2 separate regions of the Homo sapiens genome follow, and region 1 is linked to region 2. A link is a loop called in an ENCODE intact Hi-C map of the cell type or tissue named here. Cell type or tissue: K562. All regions are shown on one strand. Region 1 overlaps C5 (complement C5). Region 2 overlaps LOC124902261 (a long non-coding RNA gene).

What was found. Hi-C counts contacts between places; a loop is a spot of excess contacts. Peaks named below come from ENCODE experiments on the same cell type or tissue, not always from the same donor. Only the 100,000 strongest peaks of a DNase experiment are listed, where the experiment ranks them.
Region 1: a loop joins it to region 2, with 11 times the contacts of the local background. A loop is called at or near these places in 74 of 110 quality-filtered maps.

Annotation. Positions count from the first base shown.
Region 1 is chr9:120,980,401-120,982,900 of GRCh38, forward strand. It overlaps C5 (complement C5), which reads right to left. Exons shown (of 41, transcript NM_001735.3): 26 at 2,255-2,414; 27 at 1,444-1,539. Among named protein-coding and RNA genes, the nearest start is that of C5-OT1, 29 kb to the left of the region's middle. In K562, a CTCF peak has its summit at 1,444 (motif pointing right); a DNase peak (open chromatin) is centred at 1,431; H3K4me3 peaks cover 237 bases.
Region 2 is chr9:121,054,655-121,057,154 of GRCh38, forward strand. All of the region lies in intron 2 of LOC124902261 (a long non-coding RNA gene), which reads left to right. It also overlaps a transcript of C5 not described here. Among named protein-coding and RNA genes, the nearest start is that of C5, 5.6 kb to the left of the region's middle. In K562, no CTCF peak of the experiment used is centred here; a DNase peak (open chromatin) is centred at 1,187.

The DNA.
Region 1 (2,500 bases), 74 kb before region 2:
GAAGCAAATCCCTCCGAGAGAAGGAGCAGAGCATAATCTTGGAAGGGACAATGAGGTTGTCCAAATCAGGTTAAGCTTTTTGCCTCTGAATTCTCACTTTCCTTTTAGAGGTTTTGTGCCTTTAGTTTCTGAGTACACCGTCAGACCTAGCCTCCAGGAAGAAAAGGCACCGAGCATAGACACAATTTCTTTTTTTTTCTTTTTTTTTGAGACGGAGTCTCGCTCTGTCGCCCAGGCTGGAGTGCAGTGCTGCGATCTCGGCTCACTGCAAGCTCCGCCTCCCAGGTTCACGCCATTCTCCTGCCTCAGCCTCCGGAGTAGCTGGGACTACAGGCGCCCCGCCACCACGCCCGGCTAATTTTTTTTTTTTGTATTTTTGGTAGAGACGGGGTTTCACCGTGTTCGCCAGGATGGTCTCAATCTCCTGACCTTGTGATCCGCCCGCCTCGGCCTCCCAAGTGCTGGGATTACAGGCGTGAGCCACTGCACCCGGCCCATAGACACAACTTTTATTGTTCCCTCTCAGCGTAGTTGCAACAGGCACACAGGTTCAAAAGGAGTTACACTTAAAAAAATAAATAAATAAAACAATAAGTAGCAGAAAGAAACCCTAACTGCCACAGTACTTTTAGATCCTAAGAATGCCTGGGTAAATAGTCCCGATCACTAGTCCTGACGCCACCAAAATGGTTGTGTTGGGCAAGTGGGCCAGCAGAAAGCCTGCTGCGATGCTGCTAACATCCTGCCTGCCTCCTCTCCCAGCTCCACATGCATCTCTCACCCATGTGGCCACTAGGTGCCTGGGAACTAGTCTTCATTGATTATTTTGTCTTGTTAAGCTTCTGAAACAAACTGAAAACAAATGGTTTTGTTTTGTGCTTCCAGTTTTGCAAATCCACTTGAGATTTTCCATCTCAACCTTGGAAATCTTCTATGTTGATTTACTTAGGTGGCTCATCACTTTTCTCCCGTTTCCAAGCAAATGTTGTTTGGAAGGATTTGGAGGATACACATTTGCTGTTGTGTATCCTCAGTACTTGCATGATACAGAATGCTTTCACTATAGGATAACAGTAACATATAAAGCAGGATTTAGCAAAGATAAGACAGAGAAGCTGGGGGCACTGGATCATTCTTCCATCCCAGTCCCAGCTATCAGTTTTAGACCCAGCTCTACAATTTATTAGCCTGTGACACTGGGAAACTGAATTCACCTTACTTAGTCCTCAGCTTTCTCAACTGCCGATGAGTAGGTTGGACTAGGTGGTCTCTAATATCTATCATTGTTCTGAAATCTTTCAATTCTGGAGTTTAAGTTATTTTCAAGTTATTGGAAAGAAGGAAAAGAAGCTTTTGAAACAAAAGGTCTTCTGATTGGTGGCCCCTCCAGTATATAGTACAGAAATAGATGATGGGTGTGAGAGAAAGAAAACTCTTACTTACCACCAGGGGGCATATATCGAAAGCCTTTCTAATTCCAATCACAGTAAAGGCTGTAAGATATAAGCTGTTCTCTCGGGCTTCAACAGGCAAGGTACCCTAAAAAGAAGCAATGTTTTAAAAGGGGAGTGAAATGGTGTCTTTAAGGCGAAATGACCTGATTCTACTCTGTTTTTTGTTTGTTTGTTTGAGATGGAGTCTCACTCTGTCACCCAAGCTGGAGTGCAATGGCTTGATCTTGGCTCACTGCAACCTCCGCCTCCCGGGTTCAAGCCATCCTCCGGCCTCAGCCTTCTGAGTAGCTGGTACTACAGGCGTGCACTACCACGCACGGCTAATTTTTGTATTTTTAGTAGAGACGGGGTTTCACCATATTGACCAGGCTGGTTTTGAACTCCTGACCTCATGATCCGCCCGCCTTGGCCTCCCAAAGTGCTGCAATTACAGGCGTGAGCCACCGCACCTGGCCTCTACTCTGTGTTTTAAGCCTTATCTCCCACTCTTTCCCTTCCTGCTTCCCATTTCTCAATAAGCCCTGGGTCTATCTCGCTTGAGTGCTTTCACTTGCCCATCTACCTCCACCCCGTTAAACGAGAGGTCTAAGATATCACTTCTCTGATCTCTAGTGAACTGTCTGAAGATCGCTTCACTTCAGATATTATGGGAAAGACCTTTGTATATTTTGCTTGTTCACAAAGGAATTTCTTGCAGAATTACATTTTTTTCTTCTTCTTCTTCATCCTCCCATAATCAGATGAGAATAAAACTCAAACTAAATAAAACTATTGCTAATTTGTGCATTTGGTTTCCTTACCTGTAATTTTATTGGTTGATACTGTGAATTTTCCTTGAAAGATCCATTATCTAATTGATAATTCTCAACTAGCCACAATAAAGAATTACAAATTGAATTTTGGTTCTGCTCTACGTATTTATTTACTTGTCCAAGTACTCTTAAAGCAAAAGCTGTTAACCTTTAAGACAAAATCAAATAAATAAATATTTAGAACGCTGAATCCCTTTTGACTTTCAATTAATTTATACAACTTTATTCTTTAAA
Region 2 (2,500 bases):
CTGACTCTGATATAGCATCACATGACAGATAGCAGACCCTGTAGGGAATAAAAATATTTTACCTCAAAATATATTTATTTGACATATTTTGAAATGGCCCTGCAAAGCTATCTTTTGTGAGTGAGATTTGCATCTGTAGATAATCTCCATTAATGCAACCAGGCCTTCCCTTTCTAGGCTTTTCCCAGTTCTGGCAGAGTTGAACTGAGAGTCTGACATCTCAAAGGTCTGCAAAGAGACAGACGTTTGCCATTGATTCTCTCGGAGGGCTGCTACCTATGAGGATTCATCAACGTAACAAGAACCTTGGACCCCACAACCTCCTTTAACTCAAGCATTACTTACTATTGACTTTAAGCCTTTAGACAATAGCTTAACCCTCTCAACCAATTGTCAACTGAAGAATCCTTAAGACCCACCTATAACTACTAAGTCCCTGCTTGGAGATGTCCTGCTTTTTTGGGCTGAATCAATATATACTTTCCATGTATCGATTTATGTCTTCGCCTGTAACTCTTTTCTCCTGGAAATGTATAAAACCAAACTATAACCTACCTGCTTCAGGCATACTTCCTCAGAACCTCTTAAGACTGTTCCCAAGACCATGATCACTCATATTGGCTCAAAATATTCCACTCTGAAATATTTCACAGATTTTTTTTCCTCTGTTAGCAAGTCCTTGGGCAAGGTCTAGTGCTGTCCTGGTCTTGGAGGCAGTGGACTTAGGGTGCAACACAGTTTAACACTAGCTGTGGCAGCCACAGGAGTATGTATGTCACTCCTTCCCAAACTTCAGGTACTGATGCTTGGGGAGAGATTCCTTCTGCTTGGGGAAAGAAGAGAGAAGAGCACAGAGGACTTTGTCTTGCAACTTGGGTATCAGCTTAGCCACAATACGATAAAACATCAAACAGATTCCCGAAGCCCCCGATTCCAGGCTTTGTTCCTGGATAGTGTTTCTAGGCCCATCCTGGGTCAGAAGGGAATCCACTGCCCGGTTGGTACGGACTTGGTCCTGGCAGGATTCACCATCTGCTGACTAATGTGGCCTTGGGCCTTGAATAAACATTAGCTGCAGGCATAACCAGGCAGTAGTGGCTGCAGGCCTTGGTGAGCCCCAATACAGAGCTGGTCTGGAAGGCCATGGGCTTCAGGTATGACCCAGTGTAATGCCAGCTGTGGCCAGTAGAGTGTCTGCATCACTCCTCCCCCAGCTCCAGTTAGCCAAGCCTGGAGAGAGATGCCTTCTGATTTGGGAAAGAGAGGGAAGAGAGAAAGAGACTTTGCCTGGTAACCCAGGGAATTCTCCCCTATCTTCCCAAGTCTTAGATACACCAAGGCTGTGTACCTAAGAGTCTGTAAGAGTTTCAGTGTTCCTGGGCTTAGGGCACCCCCAAGTGCTGAGATGGCTGCAGTAACCACAGGCTTAGGCCACAAAACTCAATCCCCTTTGAATTCTTGGAAAACCTTCTCAAGGACAGGGACAAACAAGCCTGGACTATAAAGATGGGAATAAATACCTAAATCTTCAAGGCCCAGACATGGACGAATATCCACAATTATCAAGAACATCCAGGAAAACATGGCCTCACTGAATGGACTGAATAAGGCACCATTGACCGATCCTGGAGTGTTGAAGATATATGACTAATCAGACAGGGAATTCAAAATAGCTGCCTTGATGAACTTCAATGAACTTCAAGACAACAGTGAAGAAATTCAGAATTCTATCAGATAAATTTAACAAAGAGATTGAAATTTTTTAAATCAAATGGAAATTCTGGAGCTGGCTAAAATATAGATTACTAAGACAAAGAAGTGTATGGCTACATTTCTTCCCCCAATATTTGTGACTACGTATTATTTTATCAATAAAATATGAAAATTTCTTTTAAAAAATCTTGGAGATAGAAAATTCAATTGATAAACTGAAAAATGCACTGGAGTCTCTCAATAGCAGACTTGATCAAGCAAAATAAAGAATTTGTGAAGACAGGCTATATGAAAATACACAGAGGAGAAAAAGGAAAAAACTAAAAAGAAAAAAGAATGAAGCATGCCTACAAGATCTAGAAAATAGCCTCAAAAGAGCAAATTTAAGAGTTACTAGCCTTAAAGGGGATGTAGAGAGAGAGAGAGAAAAATTGGGATAGAATGTTTATTCAAGGAAATGATAACAGACAACTTTCCAAACCTAGAGAAAGATATGAATATCTAGGTACAAAAAAATCAAAGAATGCCGAGCAGATTCAACCCAAATAAGACTACTTCAAGACATATAATAATAAAACTCTCAATGATCAAGGATAAAGAAAGGATCTTAAAAGCAGCAAGAGAAAAGAAACAAGTAACATAAAGGAGCTCTAATACATCTGGCAACAGATTTCTTAGCAGAAACTTTACAGGCTTGTGGGATGACATAGTCAAAGTGCTGAGGAAAAGAAACATCCAACCTAGAATATTATATCCAGCACAATTATTTTTCAGACATGGAGAAACA